Regions from separate parts of the Homo sapiens genome. Here region 2 is linked to region 1. A link is an interaction called in ENCODE POLR2A ChIA-PET data of the cell type or tissue named here. Cell type or tissue: HepG2. All regions are shown on one strand. Links, peaks and the distances in the headings refer to the core of each region. The heading gives the core; the rest is flanking DNA.

Region 1 (10,348 bases), core at 55-2,554:
GACAATGGCACCAGGTGCAGCATTGCCCCTGCTGCCACAGCTGCCTAAGCTCAAGTCACACCCAACACATTTCTGTGTGTGAACTGTGAGGTTTTGCATTGAAAATTTGTATTTATGGTATATTATTTAAATTATATATATCTACATAGTTACTTTTGTAAAAATGTGGTCACATTTTTAATATAAGCACAGAAATAATGACTGAAGGATACCGTCTAAATGTTAACACAGGCTGATACAAAGGGATAAAATTATGGGCATTTTTGGTTTTCTTCTTTGTATTTTTATGTATTCTTCCAAATTCTCTATAATGAGAATACAATATTTGTATGATATTCCAACGTCTCAAAGGTAATAATTCAGTTTAAAAAATGACACAGATGGGCATTTATTTAAGCTAGTGGTTCTCGCTTGGTCCACTTTGTGCCCCAGGGGACATTTGGCACTGTGATTGTCCAGGCTGGGGGAAGTGCTGCTGGTATCTAGTGAGTGGGCGGAGACCAGGGCTGCTGCTGAACGTCCTACAGTGCACAGCACAGCCCCCACAGTGGAGAATGGTCCCACCCCAAATGTCAAGGTGCCAACATTGAGAAACCCTAGTTTCAGCAAACATACTTTTTCATTTAACAAAGACTGATGACCTAAGTGCCGTTCCTTTAACTAGGTGTTGGAAACAGACGCAACCATTCTTGGGACTGTACAGAGAAGCCCACACTATTGTGGGGGTTTGTTATCTGCAGGTAGCACGGGGTAGCAGGGTCTGTCGCTCTGCAGGAAAAGGTCTATGTTTCGAAAGCGTCAGACCACTGAATAGCACCATAGCAGGCCCCAGATTAATGCAACTCTGAAGCATCTTTCTTCTTGTATGGTAAACTCGGCACACACGCCAGAGAGCGGTCCAGTTACCCCAGGGAACCTTCATGATGTTCTCTACCCCACCCCTTTTCCCTCAGAAACAGACAACGGGGGGCCAAGCTAAAGGCAGGCACTAAGGAAGTCAAGTGTGAGAGTGAGGGAGTGAAGTGAGGGAATGCTGTACCTTTGTATCTGGACCAGGGGTCAGAGCCGGGTCTGTGTGTGGTGGGCTCTGAACAGTGATGAAACTGTGGCATTTTCCAAGTTGTGAAACAAGACTTCTGTAGGATCATTTTGTCAATAAACACGAGATCCTCGTATGAACTCAAGATGGGAGTTCTTAAAATAGCTCTTTGCAGCCAGAGTGCCCCAGGCATGGTCAGCCAGTGGAAAATAATGTAAGCAGAGCTTTGTCAGGGGGTGGGGAGGAGGCAAAAAATAGGCAGATCTAGATGCCTTGGCACTGCTGCTTCTTGGCACCAGCTGCAGCACCCACACTTCAGTGGCAGCTGCCTCTAGATGGTGGAAGCCCACAGGAGGCTTTTATGCCCTCTCTGCATGAGCCTCCTTTCCCATGTCAGATTGCTCTTTGAGATAAGTATGCTGCTTTTGGGGCATCCATGTGTACAGGGAAATTCCTTATGATATATCTCCTGCCATCTCTCCAGGAACTTTTGCAAACTGGGTTTTTTTTTTCCAAAGGGGCCCAGTGTTGTGAGCAAAAATCATCTGGAGATTGTGGGAGTGGACTTTTCCATTCTCCCCTTTGGCACTGAACTTTGTGCATGTATCTCCAACTTTGAGGTGCCATGTCAACTAGGAAGAATGTAGAAATGGGTCGGGATGTCTTACATCTGGCTGTGTTGAAATGCAGATTCCGTGGGTTTCCCCAGAGTCCTTCTGATCTGGTAGGTTTACAGTACACCTGCATACGTAATAGGCACCCTACACAGTTTGTGTGTACACTAGAGCTTGAGGACAATTGTGCAGACCACCCAAAGCCACAGGCATCCCTTTTTCAGCCATGTTGCACATCTGCCAGATGGGAACAACGGCACTAGAACTCCCTGCAGAGAGATGATTCCAGGGGTAGCAGAAGCCTTTGCCTAGTGTGACCATTGCCTGAGAGAGGTTCCCAGTGCCTGATAGCAATTTCTGGTCCCTGCAGGTCAATACGTTATTTCAGAATTCCTGGAGTCATTTGATTGCACCATTGCTAACAGAGGCTGAATGAATTGAATCATTCAATGGCAGATGTGAGGTAAACACCCAGATTAAGCTGCCATCTCTACAGGAGGCTTTGCTGGGCTGCACAGGTGTGCCTCGGCCAGCCTGTCCTGTCCAGGCCACTCAGGAGGTAACACTGACTGAGTCTGAATCCCAGGCCTTCTCCTTACTAGCTCCATATCTTGGGCACATTTCTGGACCTGTGCCTCAGTTTTCTCCTCTATAAAATAATGATTATTATACTGTCTACTTTAGAGAGGGTTTAATGACATTTAGATAAATTAATATTTGTAAAACACCTATCTAGAACAATGTTTGGTATATTGTAAGAGCTGTATAAGTGTTTGCTAAATAAAAATAGAGGTCCAAAATAGCTCCACTTTTGTTATCCAATTATGTTTATCCTTGACATTAATTTTTCCTTGGCCTGATGGGTTCTGAGAATAACACAGGCACATTGGTCTGTTACATGCTTTGTTTAGAGAATGATCTCTTCTTTGTTTACTGCTAATTATGTGTATGATGTCCACATCTCTTGTCTAGCCCTGTCTCTCCTCTAATTTCCAATAGTACAATTCTAAGTACTTCTGGACAATCATCATTTGAAGCTTAACATGTCTGTTAGTGAACTCAGCGAGAATCCATATTTCCTTATCCAAAAACCTCCTTCTCCAACAGCCAAATCCAGACACTCTTCCTCAGCTTTGTAGTCCACAGATTTAAGAACACAAAGCCATCTTTTTCCATTACTCCCCAGATTTCTTGCGCTGTCCTTTCCTCCACCTCCTATCTGATTAGTTCCTACATTTTCTCATTCCTGCAGAAGCATCTCCCTACTTTTTATTACCTTGTTCCATTCACTTGGCTACAATAGCAGTTCATGTCTTATCACCCTTGCACAATAGCTGCCAGGGCCTCTAATCTGGTTTTTCTCCCTTCCATGCACGTTTCTAAACCATCCTGTGTATGACTTCCAGCATTGCCTTTCTAGGGCGCACTTCTAGTACTACTTTAGTGCTTTACTCCAAATTGTAAAAGCTCCCGGTTATCTACTTAATTAGTAATAAAAACAATGATCTTATTTAAAATGGTTGGACTATCTAGCAAGTACCATCTGCTAAGCTTTTGATATCGATTATTTAATTTAGTCATCATCACCGTGGTTCTGTTGTCAGACTAATTGGATTTGAATTCAGCCTGCACACTTCCTCTTGCACACATACACACATGCACACACACGCATGCGCACACACACATTTAATATGAGACCTTACCCTCTCTTGTGCCTCAGTATTCACATCTGTAAAATGGGGATGATAGTAAAACTAACTTTCTTGTTGTACGGCTTAAAGGAGTTAATATAAGGTAAAGCTCTCAGAACAGTATCTGGCCCCTAGAATGCACTATGTCCTGTTTCTTAGTATTTGTTCTTTGCCTGGAACCACAGATGGTGTCACTGCTGTAACTCCAGCAGGCTTCACCTCTTCCTCCCAAGCTTTCCCAAGCCAGAGCAAAGTAGCCCGATAAATGCCTGGTTCCACTGTTCAGCCCTGTCTCTAGATAGTGTACCTACCCCTTGTTGATCAGCTGCCACTGCAAGGGATACATGAAGTCAGCCGAGGGGGTGGCCCAACAGCTGTTCAAGACCACTTTAAACCTGGAAATAAAACAAAATGGCATCACTTTGAAACAGAGAATCTTATGCCTACAAACATCTGATGATTAAAAAGTATGTCAGCTAGTCTTTTTTTTCTTTGCATTTAAACATATAAACTTGGAGGAAATGTACTTACCTAATGCTTAACCCTTTGGCTTCCACTCCTGCAAACAGATCTGAACCGATTTCGGATGCCTCCAGGACAAAGGGAGCTTCTTTCTTGATGGAGAACTTGGCATTCTTTGGAAGGAAATTGACACTGGGCATTATGAACTCTCAGATTGAGCAGCTAGGTCTACCAGGAGCAGATGAATTGGGATGGGGTGGGGATGAGAATCAACCCAAAGACATAAGCAGGTGAGACCATAGAGTGATCCTCCAAGACCAGAGAAATTCTAAGTCTTAAGACACTATGCCATCTTAGAAGGGATGAGGACATCATATAATCACGTATTCTAGATTTGCTCATTATAGTGAGACACACACTGTATGTCTCATTTATGCCAATGAGATTTCACTAATGGAAAACAAGTGAAATTCAGGGATATTAAGGCACTGTGTTATACTGAATCGCCCAAGGACACAGGGACTGAGCACATACAACACCCGCCTCTGCCCTCACTCGTTGCTACTTTTTGCCTGAGCAGATTTCAGCGTGGGTTGGGAAGTGTAGGATCAGATTCCCAGATTCCCAGTACAATCATCAACAACAATAACAACCACTACCACAATGTATTGATCAACTACTATGTGTTGGGCACTGACGATGGACTCTGTCAGGATTTTGTTAGCGAACAAAGCAAAGATATCTGCCTTCAATGATCTGGCATATTCTAGCAGGGGAGACAAACAGTAAGTAAGTAAATGATATAATATGTAACTATAGACCATAGGACATTATCTAGAAAAGCTATAAAACATGCAGAGTGGGATAAGGAAGATCAGGAGTGTGAGGAAGGGCAGGTTGCAGTTTTAAATACAGTGGTTGGGGAGGCCTCACTGAGGATGTGACATTTGAGCAAGATTTGGAGGAAGTGAGGAGGGGGGCCATGTAGCTATCCAGGGAAGAATGCTTGAGTCAGGATAAAGGCCCTGGGGCAGGACTGTGGCTGGCAGCACAGCAAGGAGGCCAGTGTGGCTGGAGCAAGTAAGTGAGGCAGGAGGGTGGAGAGTGGGGAGCGGGGTGGGGGTGAGGTTAGATAAGTTGTGGGGGCTGATCAAGAAGACTGGGGCTGGCTGGGCGCTGTGGCTCACACTTGTAGTCTCAGCGCTTTGGGAGGCTGAGGCAGGCAGATCACTTGAGGCCACAAGTTCGAGACTAGCCTGGCCAACATGACGAAACCCTGTCCCTGTTAAAAATACAAAAATTAGCTGGGTGTGGTGGCAGGCATCTGTAGTCCCTGTAATCCCAGCTACTCTGGAGGCTGAGGCAGGAAGATCTCTTGAACCTGGGAGGTGGAGGTTGCCATGAGCCAAGATTACACCATTGCACTCCAGCCTGGGTGACAGAGTGAGACTCTGTCAAAAACAAAAAACAAAAAACCTCAAAAACTAAACACTGGGTCTTACTCTCTGAGTGCAGTGGGGCAGCAAGGAGTCAACACCACGATGTGAGCACAGTAACAGCAGGTTCTGATCACTGGCCTGGCATGTGGGATATTTCCCTGCCATTCTCATCAGGACATGCTGGGTGAGCTGTTAGGAATAACAGCAGTGTTTCTGTTTGACTTACTCAAAGGAGGCTGATTTCTCCATTCTCTGAGTCTTGAGTTCATTCAACCCTAGTAACAATCTTGAACTGCTCTGTGGATTAGCTTTCTTTCTTTCTTTTTTTTTTTTTTTGAGATGGAGTCTTGCTCTGTCACCCAGGCTGGAGTGCAGTGGCGCGATCTCGGCTCATTGTGAACTCTGCCTCCCGGGTTCACGCCATTCTTCTGCCTCAGCATCCCGAGTAGCTGCGACTACAGGTGCCTGCCACCACGCCCGGCTAATTTTTTGTATTTTTAGTAGAGACAGGGTTTCACCGTGTTAGCCAGGATGGTCTCGATCTCCTGACCTCGTGATCTGCCCGCCTCGGCCTCCCAAAGTGCTGGGATTACAGGCGTGAGCCACTGCGCCCAGCCTGTGGATTAGATTTCAGAGACAAAAGCATTACCATGGAAGGGCAAGGATCCTGGGCTAACCCGAGCTTCCACCGCTAACTTGGGACACACTATAGGCAAGTCAGCCTTTCAGGCCTCAGCTTCTTCCTATGCAAAATGGACATAACCTTTGTGACTTTATGTAATAGGAGAATAAAGCTTAGACCAGGTTACTGTTTGAAAGATTGAGTTTCATAGACCTGGAGATTTGCAGAACTGCAATAGGTAGACAGTGGCAGGAGGAACGGATTTCAGCAAGGATGTCTAGTTAAAATGGACTTTATAGTATTCCATGGTGTATATGTACCACATTTTCTTTATCCAGTCTGTCACTGATGGGCATTTGGGTTGATTCCATGGCTTTGCTATTGTGAATAGTGTTGCAATGAACATATGCATGCATGTGTCTTTGTAATAGAATGATTTATATTCCTTTGGGTTGCATGTATCTTTGTAATAGAATGATATACATTCTTTTGGGTATATACCCAGTAATGGGATTGCTGGGTCAAATGGTCTTTCTGGTCGTTTGCAAAGATGGATGGAGTTGGAAGCCATTATCCTCAGCACACTAACAGAGGAACAGTGCATGGTCTCACTTATAAGTGGGAGCTGAACAATGAGAACATATGGACACAGGGAGGGGAACAACACACACTGGGGCCTGTTGGTGGGTGGGGTGGGGGAGGGAGAGCATTTGGAAAAATAGCTAATGCATGCTGGGCTCAATACCTGGGTGATGGGTTGCTAGGTGTAGCAAACCACCATGACATATGTTTACCAGTGTAACAAACTTGCACATCCTGCACATGTACCCCAGAACTTAAAATAAAAATAACAAATAAAGATAAAATAAAGTGGACTTTACCCCTCACATGTCAAACACACAGGGACTTTGTTGAGACGACTCAGAATCTCTTTTGTTTCCTAGTACCTCTGACATTATTTTACTGATGGCAAGTCCAGCAAGGGCTGCCTGATTCAGTCACCTAGAAGTCAGTTGCTTCCTCCCATTTGTCAGCCCCTGCACCATTTAAATGACTGCAATAATTGGATAATAATGTTCTTAATCATAAGGGATCTACTGGCTTAAAATGCAGGTTGAAGTGGCAGATTTACAGTGATTTTTAATGTTCCTTGTTATGTTCTGAGATTTGTCATATTTTGAGAGGCCATTTTCAAATATAGGAACTTACCTGGGGACCCCGATGTAGTCCCCAAACCTGTCAGAGGTATCGCTCCCAACTCTTTCTGCCAGGGACCAGCCAGCAGAATGTTAGAATATTGGAATAATACCTCTCCTCATGGAAGAACCTGCCTGATTCTGTTACAAAGTGAAGAACAGAGCTGACACCGTTAATTCAGTTTCTGAAATAGAACACTAATGATTGAGTTCTCTATATTCTCACCCAACAGCTCAGGGAAGGCTTGGAATAATTTTTCCCCTACTTTCTCTATAATGTGAAAATTAGAAACCTATTCCAGATCCAGTAATCTTCCTTTATCCACAGGAGATATGTTTCAAGACCCCCAGTGGATGCCTGAAACTGCAGATAGTACCAAACCCTATATATATTACTTTTATTTTGATCCGATAACATGGATGGCTACTGAGTGACTGACAGACAGGTAGTGTCTACAGTGTGGATATTCTGGACAAGGGGATGATTTATATCCCAGGAAGTACAGAGTGAGCGGTGCAAGATTTCATCATGCTACTCAGAACAGGTGTGCAATTTAAAACTTAAGAATTGTTTATTTCTAGAATTTTCCATTTAATATTTTTGGACCACAGTTTACCAAGGGTAACTGAAACCATGGAAAGCAAAACTGTGGGTAAGAGGGGACCCACAGTTGTGAACGGTTGAGTCACAACTAGCCAGTGTCACAAGTTAAGGATGAGTACACCTGGCTTAACAATAGTTCATGTGGAAACATCTCGGAGTTGCTCCATGTGAAGTAGCGGTGAAAAAAACTGCCCTAAAGTTATTTTCCTAGGACACATTCCTAGAGTCTTCCAGAACCTAGAAGGTCACCTCTGACCCGTGATGGCCTGCACGGGTCTGATAAAGTCTAGAATATAACACTTCAACTTTGGGCTTCATTTTTTAATAGGGATACTGAGCAACTGGATCATATTCAGAGAAGAGTGACTAGGATGGTGAATGAACCACCAACAGAGACAAGATGTTTAGCTTGGAGAAGGTGGACATATTTGAAGTACTGTCAGCCAGATAATTATATGATATTATTTCAGAAGACAGAACTGGGACACATGTGCGAGAGTTCAGGGTGTCAGATATCAGAGCTGATCTAAAATGGGAAGGCCCAAATATCATTGTCTTTGGAAGAGGCAGGGAGGCCACCCCACAGCAATATTGCAGAAGGGTTTTGGGCTTTGGGTGGAAAGTCAAGGTTTACCACCTCGGAGGCTTGTTTTGACTCCTGGAGTCTATGATTTTGGCCTCTATTGCTTGCATTTTTTCCGTCTTAAGCTTTTTCATTTCTATCTGTCTAAAAGGAATGATCAGTACTGTTTTGATTGAATAAAAGTCAATATAATCCAACACTGACATCGATGTTCAGCCTTATAAAGTTAACAATGCTAGAAGCCCTCAGAGTTTCCACTTTAAATAGAGTCAAAGTCTACAATGATGAGAATGGCTACTTTCTTGGGTACTTAACTTGTACCAGGCACTGTGCTAAGTGCTTCCTAAAGATTATTTCATTTAATTCTATAACAAACCTATGGGGTAAGTGCTATTATTATCCCTGCTAACAAATGCAGAGATAGAAGCCCAGAGAGGTTGGTTAACTAACTTGCCCAAAGTCACACAACTAGTAAATGATGGAACAAGGCTTCAAACTAGTGGTCTGTTGAGAAGGCCCATTTTCTTAACCACAGCACTAGGGTATTTCCGTAAGCCAACTACCTTCCTTATTTTGTATTGAGGGTCAAAATAACTTTTCACTAGGAATACCAACCATGGGATATTGTCAAGAGTGAGTGGGAGGGGGATGGAGAGAAAAGAAAAGAGGAAGCCTGCTGAGTAGAACTGGTGCTTTTAGAGCCCAGCATTTGAAGCTCTCAGGATCCTAAGCAATTAGCAGTGCATTGATTCCATTGTGTTATCTAGGGCAGAGCTCTCTTTCTGGTAATTTGATGGAAATATATGCAGGGAGCAGTTGTTGCTTCAGAAACACATAAGAATGCTCTGAAAGTGGAAGAAGGGAGGAGAAAAAAATACCAACCACATGGGTCAGGCATAGGGAACTGAGCCCATGGCGGGAATATTAATCAGTACGAAAGTGTCAGGATGGCAGAGTCCCTTCTTTGCTGAGGCCCGTTTGTCCTGGAAAGGTCTTGGTGGGCCTCAGGGGACGCTTGACCCTTAATTCTATACTTGTTGAAGGGAGTGTCCCGTTATCTGTCTGTCCAGCCCAGAGGATGGCCTGGGGGATGCTGAGGACATGTCTCTTATTATTATTATTTTTTTTTAAGAAAATAAGCTCATTCCAGTTCTAAGACTTGATGTTTTGTTTATGCCTGAAGCTCAGCTCTACGCAGCTGATGGTGGGCAATGATTTTTGACAATCCTGGTGTCTCCGTGTTGCCAACTATTGTAAAACCTTCATGGGATCATATCTATAATTTTATCTGGTTAAAATAACAATTATTCACTTCCAGACAGGGATTCAATAGCAAAGGCAGCCTGTCATCAGGGAGTCCCCTGAGACTGTTGTCAGTGCGCAGAAGCCAATTTTCCTCTCCGGACGGCTTTCATCACTGACTGTAGTGGTTTCACCACCTTATCATCACCCTGGTGGCCCATGCTGTATTTAGCCCCCGATTATAGGTCAAGGGCTACGTGGATTCCCTTTCTCGGTACTTAACGACTAGTGGTGTGTGGCTAGGGGCAGATCTAGATTTTGTGGGATCTTGAAACTTTTACAATGTGGAGAGCCCTCTTTAATGAAAAGAATCACATTTTTCAATACAGAATTAGACACAAGGCCTTGAAAGGGCCTTGAAATGAGTTTCATTCCCTTCGCAGTAAGTAAAGTGACCATATCTAGGAGATCTGTGTTCCAGACTGGCCACCGCTCTGAACTACCTGTGGGCTCTCAGGCTAATCCTTCCTCCCTCTGGGCTTCTGGTCCTCATCTGTACAACAGACTAGGTTATTCTAGGATCCCTTACAGCTCTCGCCTTCTGAGTTCAGCAGGGCTGATAGCTTCCAGGCAGCAGGTTAAGCAAGCTTAAAGAGTTCAAAGTTAATGGAGTTAGAGGTAGTACGATGTTTCTCCTTTGAGAAGTGAATGGGTTGGACGTGATGCCTTTCCAACAGGTCCTCTGGCTCTAATGTTCTATGCAAAGGTTTGTATTTCTGCCCACATCTTCCTTTAGCCTGCTGGGACAGTCTCTGTGTGTATGGGTCCTCAATGCAAGCTGCAGGTTTGAAGAAAC
Region 2 (10,348 bases), core at 3,090-5,589, 69 kb before region 1:
GCCTCAGCCAGCCCAGGCAGGGGCTCCCACAGTGCAGCACGGGCTGAAGGGCTCCTCAAGTGCCGCCAAAGTGGGAGCCAAGGCAGAGGAGGCGCCAAGAGCAAGCAAGGGCTGTGAGGGCTGCCAGCACGCTGTCACCTCTCACTTACTGTATTTGGTCAGGTGACCAATACCAAAATCAGAAGCTAATACCACTTCCTGTTGACTCTTGTGTGGAGGAGAGACTAGCATATTAACATAGAAGTCTTCTTAGGTCAGATTCTCATGTGCATTAACTTTTTTTTTTTTTTTTTTTGAGACGGAGTCTCACTCTGTTGCCCAGGCTGGAGTGCAGCAGGTCTGTCTTGGCTCACTGCAACCTCTGCCTCCTGGGGTTCAAGACATTCTCTTGCCTCAATCTCCGGAGTAGCCAGGACTACAGATGTGTGCCACCACACCTGGTTGATTTTTGTATTTTAGTAGAGATGGGGTTTCACCATGTTGGCCAGGCTAGTCTTGAACTCCTTACCTCAAGTGATCTGCCTGCCTCGGCCTTCCAAAGTGCCAGGATTACAGGTGTGAGCCACTGTGCCTGGCCGTTTTTTTTTTTTTTTTTTTTTTTTAAGACAGGGTCTCACTCCTGTCACTCAGGCAGTAGCAACATCATGGCTCACTGCAGCCTTGACTTCTTGGGCTCAGGTAATCCTCCCACCTTAGGCTCCTGAGCACTGGGACTACAGGTCAGTGCCACCACACCATTTAGGTAACGGTCCGTCCTCTCTCCAGCCACCTACGTTTGCTGAGCCACAGAGGCCTGGATTCTTCAAAACACAGGATTTTTCTTTTTTTGACATAGGGTCTTCCTCTGTCACCCAGGCTAAGTGCAGTGGTGCAATCTCGGCTCACTGCAACTTCCACCTTCTGGGCTCAGGTTATCCTCCCACCTCAGCCTCCAGAGTAGCTGGGACTACAGGCATGTACCGCCATACCTAATTTAAAAATGTTTACTAGAGATGGGTTTTGCCATATTGCCCAGGCTAGCCTCTTACTCTTGGGCTGAAGTCATCCACCCACTGCAGCCTCCCAAAATGCTAGGATTATAGGCATGAGCCTCTGCACCCAACCTGGTTCACTAACTATTTTTTTTTTTTAAGAGATGGAGTTTTGCTCTGTCACGCAGGCCAGAGTGCAGTGGTGTGATCTCAGCTCACTGCAACCTCCGCCCTGTGGGTTCAAGTGATTCTCCTGCCTCAGCCTCCCAAGTAGCTGGGACTACAGGCGTGCACCACCATGCTTGACTAAGTTTTGCATTTTTTAAGTAGAGATGGAGTTTCACTATATGTTCACAAGGCTGGTCTCAAACTCCTGACCTCAGGTGATTTGCCCGCCTCGGCCTCCCAAGGTGCTGGGATTACAGGGATGAGCCACTGCACCCAGTCTGTTCATTAACTCTTGAAGGTCACGTTTTTGCTAGAGTCTTAGTCCTTCCTTAGTATGTGAAAGAAAAGGGCTTCTAAGAAGTGGCTAAAGAAGACACAGTTCAATGGGGACTAGGGGTGTGACAACTACTTGACTGGACTAGAGTCCAGTTGTGTTAAGTAGCAACCCACTGAACTCCTTTGATACCACACTTACTGGAGAGTAAGATACTCCAAGCCAGTGGTTCCCAAACTTCAGCATCACAATCCCCATGGAGGGCTTGTTAGTTACAACATAGATTTCTGGCTAGAATTTCTAACTCCGTAGGTCTGATCTGGGGCCCAAGAATCTGCATTTCTAACAATTCCAGGTGATACGGATGCTGCTGCTCTGGGGACCACCCTTGGACCACATTTAGGATCATCTCTGCTTCAAGCAGCTATCCTGTCTTCAAAGGGCCCGGCTACTGAAATGTCACAAGGGATTGCATTTGGGGTAGTCTTGGCTATGGTGAGCCTGCAGGTGGGGGGAAAACTTGACACAGAATGGAACTCCTCAGATGCTCCAGGAGAGAGGTGGTCTTCAAAAGCAGCCAGCAGGCCAAGTCTCAGAGAAGTGCTTTGGCCACAGCAGGAGGTATCGGCAGTCACGGTCGCACCTCTTTAGGGAAATATAAAACAAAACTCACAGCATCACCACTAGACAGCCCAGGTGGGTATGAGAGTGGGTGTGTGGGGGACATCAGCTGATCCAACAACAGTCATTTTACTTGTGAGGGTACCTAAAATGCCAAAAAGTGAGGCAGCTGGCTCAGGTGATGTATTAACTAATGAGAGAGATAAGCCCAGGACCCAGGTCTCCAGTGCCCGAGCAGGCTACACCATCTCGATAAACCACTGCTTCCTACAGCCTCTCTCTTCAAAAACGTGTTAGATAAGCTTCTTTGCAACACGCTCTGTCACTCCCTCCCCTCCTACAGCCATATCCATTTAGAATCCAATACGAAAATTAATAACCTTTAGGCTTGGGCATCCTGCAGCCCCTAAAAAGTACAAACTTTCACTTTTAAGGTCATTCATAGGTGAGGTCTGGAGGAGTGAGGAGTCTGCCCCACAGCTACAACGCTGACATACTCACAACCATGCTGCTGGGATCTGTTTGTATACAATCCCGCTACAATGCTGACATACTCACAACCACACTGCTGGGAACTGTTTGTATACACTCCCACCCTCTTCCTAGGGCCAAAGAAACCACACATGTACTACACAATGTTGTTCTAGAATACTAGAGTCTAACATTCTAGAGTTTTGTAACACAGCCTGGAAATAGTCATTTTATCTTTAATGGCAGAGGCTGGCAACTCTTCAGAAACAGAAACCAGGCTTTCCCCTCGTTTTATTTTATTTTATTTTACTTTTGAGATGAAGTCTCACTCTGTTGCCCAGGCTAGAGTGCAGTGGCACAATCTTGGCTCACTGCAACCTCTGCCTCCTGGGTTTAAGCCATTCTCCTACTTCAGCCTTTCGAGTAGCTGGGATTACAAGCACCTGCCACCATGCCTGGCTAAATTATTATTATTTTTGTGTATTTTTAGTAGAGATGGAGTTTTACCGTGTTGGCCAGGCTGGTCTTGAACTCCTGACCTCAAGTGATCTGCCTGACTTGGCTTCCCAAAGTGTTGGGATTACAGGTGTGAGCCACCGCACCCAGCCCCCCATGTTTTAGAAAGCAGAGAAAGACAGACAATATAAGCAGACTAACTTTACATAGTGCCATCATGCATTCACATAGCTCCTCCCGGTTTATAAAATGCTTCTAGTTTGCCTCTTAGCAAACCTGTGAGGTCTGAGTGGGAACAATACTTTCAACATCCAAACTTCCAGTGGCTGCTGGGAGCCAGGTCCTGTGACAAACACTTCATTTGACCCTCACAATACACTTGGAAGGTAGTTATGATTTGTACAGACAAGAAAAATAGAAGCTCAGAGAAATGACATCCCTTCCCAAGATCCTATAGCTTGGTAACAGAGTGATGACGGTGGTGGGGCCAAGTGTTATTTTTTAATAATTTCAGGCGATTTTGCAAAGCCAAGTGATTTGCAGCTTGTCTCTGAAAATCTGCCTTTCTTTAGGAAGCACAGCTGGTTGCAAAGCAGATTTCACAGCAGGTTGAGACGAGTCAGGCAGAGCAACCAAATGTTACTTAAAGGTCTTAGTGAATATGTCCAGATTCCAGAGACCACTGAACCTAATGAAGTCCTTTTTTTTGAGACAGGGTCTCGCTCTGTTGCCCAGGCTGGCGTACAGTGGCACAATCTTGGCTCACTGCAACCTCTGCTTCCTGGGTTCAAGCAATTCTCCTGCCTCAGCCTCTCGAGTAGCTGGGATTACAGGCACCTGCCATCACACCCAGCTAATTTTGTTTTGTTGTTGTATTTTTAGTAGAGACAGGGTTTCACCACGTTGGCCAGGCTGGTCTTGAACTCCTGACCTCAAGTGATCCACACGCCTCGGCCTCCCAAAGTGCTGGGATTACAGATGTGAGCCACCATGCCCGGCCCCAGATTTCTCCTTTTAATATAACCTCTGACCTCAGAATCTAGAAGATTCATCTTAAACCTCTAGATCTTTTGTTTTAGAATATTTCACTGGATTAAGATGATGGAACAGTCACAAAATAATGCTTACCATAAGCATTTTTGGTGAGGGCAAAGAAGAAATGTGAGGACCAGAGAGAAAAGGGAAAGCTCATGATGTCTGCAGTAGCTGGGACATGTGAAGCACGCGAAACACTTATTTAGGAAGGATCTTAGGCTGTTTTGACCTCTACGTCAAGCCTTTTCAAGTCAAACAACATGACTCAACAGGCAAGAGAAGCAAAGACCTAGAGCTATGGGCTGGATCTATTCTTGTTAACTTCACAATGATGGATCACAAAGAAAGAGGGGAGATGTCCCTTCCTGGAGTTAGCTGAATAGCAGGGCAGAGGTTGTGATGGCATGCAGTGGGCAAAAACAGAGCTGTGTTGCACTGACCTTTAGCTTCCCACATGGCAGAGTTGACTCTGAAGTTTATCTGTGTACTGAGATATGAGAAGGAAGGAGCGAAGTCCCTTAACTCATAACCAGGGTGTCATAATCAGCCACAGAAATTCATGTTCGCCCTTTCCCTGGTTATCTGATATTTCAAAAGGCTAATGACACTCAAAGTACAACTTACAGGGCAGTGATTCAAGTTTTTCATGCCAGATCCTCTCTGAAGGCCTTCATGATGGCGAACATCACTGAGCTCCTACCGCGTGGTGGCAACACTACATTTAAGTACTATCGCATTTAATCACACAGCAGCCCTATGGAAGTTTTTATTGCTATTTAGAAGGAGAGGAAAATCTAAGAGAGGCCAAGTAACACAGTTAAGAGAAAGAGTTGCTGCCATCGCTGAGCTGTGGGGTCAGCTTCTTCCTCATGCCCCATGAAGTTCCCATGGTGCAGGGTTCACTACAGGGCCCGGAATGGAGCTGTGAGCCCTTGCTGCATAGCAGACGGCTAAGAAGAAAGAGCTAGGGGGTAGCCTAATTAAACCTCCAAGGTACACAGCTAACAGTTGGCTGAGTCTCAGAGTCAGATTTTGAGCTTAGGTGGTCTTGAGTCTAGAGCCCAAGCACATATCTGTGACTGCGTACCATCCGTTCCAAGACCCCCTAGCAAACTGGTGTGTTTATATATGCGTTTCTTTTCAGAATTTTTACTGGTCTCTCAAAGAAAACTAAGACCCATTGCCCTACAGGAAGCCAGACCCAATACCAGACATGTGGACCGGATGCCAAGGGTCCGGCCCCCTCGAGAAGGGGTCCCTAGCAGCCTGGACATCCTGCCTGCTGCAGAGCCCATTACCAACTCAGAGCCTTGCTTCACTTCACTGGAGGGGCCAATGCTCCACGGGTCCCAGCTGTGCGACCCCCTAGCTCTTTCTTCTTAGCCGTCTGCTATGCGGCAAGGGCTCACAGCTCCATTCTGGGCCCTGTAGTGAACCCTGCACCATGGGAACATCACAGGGTATGAGGAAGAAGCTGACCCCACAGCTCAGCGATGGCAGCAACTCTTTCTCTTAACTGTAGCTGCTGATATCAATTGCTTGGGCATGCATGCTCTTGAGAACACGTGCTTACTCTTCGTGGGAAGAAAGTGTTACCCAAGTGTGAGCACTTGGCTGACAAGAATGTTGTTTGCCCAGATTACAATAAAAAGCTCCCCCAACCCCAGGCACCCCTCCCCTTTCTTGAACCACACACCCAAAGCAAATTGCCTTTCAGCCTTAGATTTGAGCTTTCCAATGGGTGGGGCATGACACATGACACATGGAAGGGCCAGTAGACACTGATCACCCTCAACCCTCGGGATGTGCTCGTGAACAGCCCCATCTCAGCCTTTTTTTTTTTTTTATCCCCCTGAGGTGGAGCCTCGCCCTGTTGCCCAGGCAGGAGTACAGTGGTGTGATCTCAGCTCACCGCAACTTCCGCCTTCCAGGTCCAAGCGATTCTCCCACCTGAGCCTCCCAAGTAGCTGGGATTACAGGTACCTGCCACCACACCGGGCTAATTTTTGTATTTTTAGTAGGGAAGGGGTTTCGCCATGTTGGCCCGGCCAGTCTCAAACTCCTGACCAGGTGATCTGCCCGCCTCGGCCCCTCAAAGTGCTGGGATTATGGGCGTGAGACACCGTGCCCGGCCCCATCTCAGGCTTTAAGTATGCTGAATAAATATTATTCTCAGTGTCATGATGTAGGCAGCTTGTTCCTTTATCAGCAAGAGCTTCCAAAGAGCATTAAAGAATCAGATAGACAGAACTGAGGCCACTGAGAGAGGTGTCAAGTTGAAATTCCCAGAACCTTCAACACCCCATAGGAAACATCGCTATCTCCCAGGGGATTAAAAGGGTGGCTCAGAGTGAAAATTTACTGTTCAATACTATAACCACTAACTACACGTGGCTACTGAGCAGTTGAAATGAGGCAAGTCTAAATTGAGAGGTGTTTAAGTATAAAACACACACCAAATTTTCCAGATGTGGTATAAAGAAAATAACATAAAATCTCAATGTTTAAAATACTGATTATGTGTTGAAATTATAATATTTAGGATACTCTTGATAAGTAATCTTAACTGCTATTTTTACTTTTTTAAATGTGTGTGCTAGAAAATTTTAAATAATATATGTTACTCGTGTTATTTTTTTGGACAGTGCTGATTTAGAAACTAAAGGCCCTGGCCAGGCGTGGTGACTCACGCCAGTAATCACGGCATTTTAGGAGGCCAAGGTTGGCGGGTCACTTGAGGTCGGGAGTTTGAGACCAGCCTGGCCTGAGGCATGAGAATAGCTTGAACCTGGAAGGCAGAGGTTGCAGTGAGCCAAGATCACGCCACTGCACGCCAGCCTGGGTGACAGAGTGAGACTCAGTCTAAAAAAAATAAAAAAGACAAAGAAACCAAAGGCCCTTTGACTTAATGCCTACAGAATATAAGCAAAAGGTAGTGTTGCCCAGTGGCAGCAATGAACATGTTGTAATTGTTCTGGGAGAACTTTTTTCCCCCTAAAAACCAGCCAGAGCTTCATCATCCCATGTAATGCTTGAAAACTATGTATATGCCTGTATATATTAGCAATTATAAATCCAGGCATCTTCAGAAACCTGTCCCAGCAACATCTTTTACCTGTTCCTCTGGTTTCTGCAGCAGCAGCAATTTGTTCCTTAGGGTCAACACAGAATCCATCCAACAGACTTTATGATCTTTTGCCTGGAGCAATAAACCTTTATTATAAAACTGCTACCACTTACTGGCTATTGTTACATGCCAGGCACTATGCTGTGTATTTTACATTTACTACTTCATTTAATCCTTGCAAAAGGTTGTCAGAGTAATTACGAATGAGGAAATTGGGTTCAGATAATACATAACTTGTCCATGCCAGCTTTTCTCATTCCAAAACCTGTGCTTACAGCCATTCTGCGACACTGCCTTCTACAGGAAGGTAGTGGGAGAAGCCGGGGTTCCTGTGCCATAGATAGGAATACCAGTATTCTGGGGGGATGTCAGCACCTCCCTCCTTTTCAAGCCTTTAAGGATATTATCCTCTGCCTTGCAAGCTTTCTTTCCCTGGGCTCACAGCCTGGGGACAGACACACCACGTGCTTGGCTCAAGAGCCTTTACCAGGAGCAGAGAGGAAATGCCAGGAAGTGGGAGGGCTCCTGGTTTCTCCAGACAAGAAACTGGAGAGGGCGGAGGAGTCAGGGACATCCTGTCTCACTTTAGATGTATGGCTATCCACCAGAAAGAAGCTGCCAGATGCCAAGCCCAGTGCCACAAAGGTCGCCAATTTACACAGATGGAGAAACATTCTGTGGGTCAAGAGTGTGTCATCACCAGAGAAAGATGGATTAGTACATATTTTTTCTTTTTTTTTTTTTTTTGAGGAGTCTTGCTCTGTTGCCCAGGCTGGAGTGCATTGGCATGATCTCTGCTCACTGCAACCTCTGCTTCCCGGTTTCAAGTGATTCTCCTGCCTCAGCCTCCTGAGTAGCTGGGATTACAGGCATCTGCCACTATGCCTGGCTAATTTTTGTGTTTTTAGTAGAGATGTGGTTTCACCATGTTGACCAAGCTGGATTCAAACTCCTGACCTCAGGTGATCTGCCTGCGTCAGCTTCCCAAAGTGCTGGGATTACAGGCGTGAGCCACCGCTCCCGGCCAGGACACATTCTTTATTTGCTCAGTGTTTGGGACACTATGACAGCAAAAGTGTCTTGGCAAACCTAAAATTTTATGGAAAGTGGCTTTGGAATTAATGGCATCACTGTTAGTCATTCCGTATCTTTGAATACTGAGTACCTGGAGCAGGTGGTTGCTTCTCCTCCTCACAACCTCTGAAAGTTTTTGCTCTTCATGCCAAGGCATAATGGGGGCAGGAGGAGGAGCAGAGACTACGAAATAGTAGGAACAGAGACTGTGAAATAAATATTCAGAAATCTGGCATTTAGGCCAGACTAGCCTGCTACCCCGGAGATTATAGTGATATCTGGGAGAACACTTCGTTGTTTAAAGTATTGCTTAAAGCCTCAAATTTGTTCAGGTGTCAAAGACTCATTCCTTTAGGACAAAGGTATGAGAAAGTCTGTTTCAGCCACACAGGATAAATAGCAGATGACTGAAGCACAGAGGAGACAGGCAGGGCTTCCAGGAGGGAGGAATTTTCTTCTCTTGGCACAAACGTTTTCAGAAACAAGACCAGAGCGTTCTTGTCAGTCAGCCAAGGCCACACCTCATCCTCAGCTTTGTAGGAGTCGTGGGTGCCTGTGTGCATCATTACTGACAGGATTTGCATCCTGGGGATTTTGTTTTGTTGCAGCCCTAAGAGCCATGATCTTCCAGTTTGATCTTAACTCTGCTTTCCTCTGGCTCCTCAAACTTTTGCTTAGTAGAAGCTGCATCTTCAGAACCGGCACCATAGCTGTTTGTAAGAGCTGAGAACACAAGGGGAAGTTTGCAGTTCACACCCTGATAGGTCACAGCCATGTTTACTTGCTCTTATTTCTAGAATAGTGAGTACGCGGTGTGCTCTACCTTTAGGAATGTCCCCGTTAGGAACCTGTAAGCCCGAACTGAAGAGAACCTTGCTGTCATCACCCAGCAGGGCCCCCAGGAATACTGTCTTCCATTTGTTAGGAATCCACCAGAGGCCTAGTATCTTAGGGCAGGAGGCTGGTAAGGTCAGAGCTCTCTGCCCTCTGCCTTTTTCCCATTTCACAGATAAGGAAACTGACGCTCAGGTAGTCTTACGGACTTGCTGAAGCCTTTTCCAGGAATGCACCGGTAGGTGCTCCCTTTGCCTCTCCCCCAGTGTGATCACAGGCTCATCGCATTGCATTCCACTTAGGTCAAGCACCTTTTTCTGCCTCTCACCTTTTCCCTGGGGGAGAAGTAGAGCCCAAACATGCCAAACCTTTACTTTTCACCTAAACTTGATCAGGCCACTGATTTAGAAATTGAAGGGAGGCAGGCAGAAAGAGGGAGCTGGAGGAAGGAGAGCTAGAAAGTTGCTAGAGGTTTTACTAAAACCCACCATCCTGGATACAGCTCATCTTATCTGACCTAGGACGCCGAACAGCTGGCCTTGCATCTAGTTTATAGACTAGGCTGGTCACTATTGAGGAAGCCACAAATCAGGCAGAAAGAACCCTCCCTCGGTAATAGTCTCTTCAGGAAGCAGAGATGGGACAAAGTAGCAAGGAATTAAAGAGTTACCCCAGGCAGAGGGGGCTGCACTTTGAACCTCTGCTGGCCACGCACAGACAACTTCTGTTCCAAAGCACCATCCGATGAAATAGCATGGCCTCTCCTAATCATAAGGGTAACTTCTAGGCCTAAGAATCCCCTAGAAGGAAGGAGGGCTGGGGAGCAAAATAGAGGACAGTGTGCCCCCTCCAGCAGCCACAGTCCTTACAACACCCACCGCCCCCCAACCTGGTTTTAACCTCAGGCTTTCCATTCCAGCCAATCAAAGGCATCACACAAATTGGGCTAGTAACAATGGCAATGCTTTTCCAGCTCATAATGGCCATTACCTGAACCGCTGCATCTCTGTCTCTGAGGGCAATGGAGAAATGGAAGGGGCTGAGCTCAGCAGAGAATAATTAGGGCCTACGGAGGTAAGCCAGGTGTCTGTAAGTGTGGGGTGCTCCTGAACTGAGCGATTAAGGCAGTATGAATTTAGCCTTCTGTGTTGATCCTTCAGAAGTACAATTCTGTAGGGTTTATTTTTAATTAAAATATTCACTTTTCTTTCTTATTGCAAAGAGATTAAGACAAAAAATGAAAATTAATATAAACAAAGCAAGGACAAACCACCCCTAATTCCTATGACACAGAGCGAGCCACTTTTAGTGGTTTGT

The links. ChIA-PET counts read pairs that join two places held together with the same protein. Peaks named below come from ENCODE experiments on the same cell type or tissue, not always from the same donor. Only the 100,000 strongest peaks of a DNase experiment are listed, where the experiment ranks them.
Region 2: POLR2A ChIA-PET joins it to region 1 with 5 read pairs; 2 of 35 experiments call an interaction of 5 or more read pairs at or near these places.

What each region holds. Positions count from the first base shown.
Region 1 is chr10:112,287,369-112,297,716 of GRCh38, reverse strand. TECTB (tectorin beta) reads right to left here. Exons shown (of 11, transcript NM_058222.3): 6 at 3,876-3,979; 7 at 3,656-3,739. Among named protein-coding and RNA genes, the nearest start is that of MIR6715A, 7.1 kb to the left of the region's middle. RefSeq lists an enhancer at 8,686-9,314. In HepG2, for the core only: no CTCF peak of the experiment used is centred there; DNase peaks (open chromatin) are centred at 596, 1,106, 1,676 and 2,066; H3K4me3 peaks cover 1,184 bases.
Region 2 is chr10:112,359,402-112,369,749 of GRCh38, reverse strand. No RefSeq gene overlaps it. Among named protein-coding and RNA genes, the nearest start is that of ACSL5, 9.5 kb to the left of the region's middle. In HepG2, for the core only: no CTCF peak of the experiment used is centred there; a DNase peak (open chromatin) is centred at 4,519.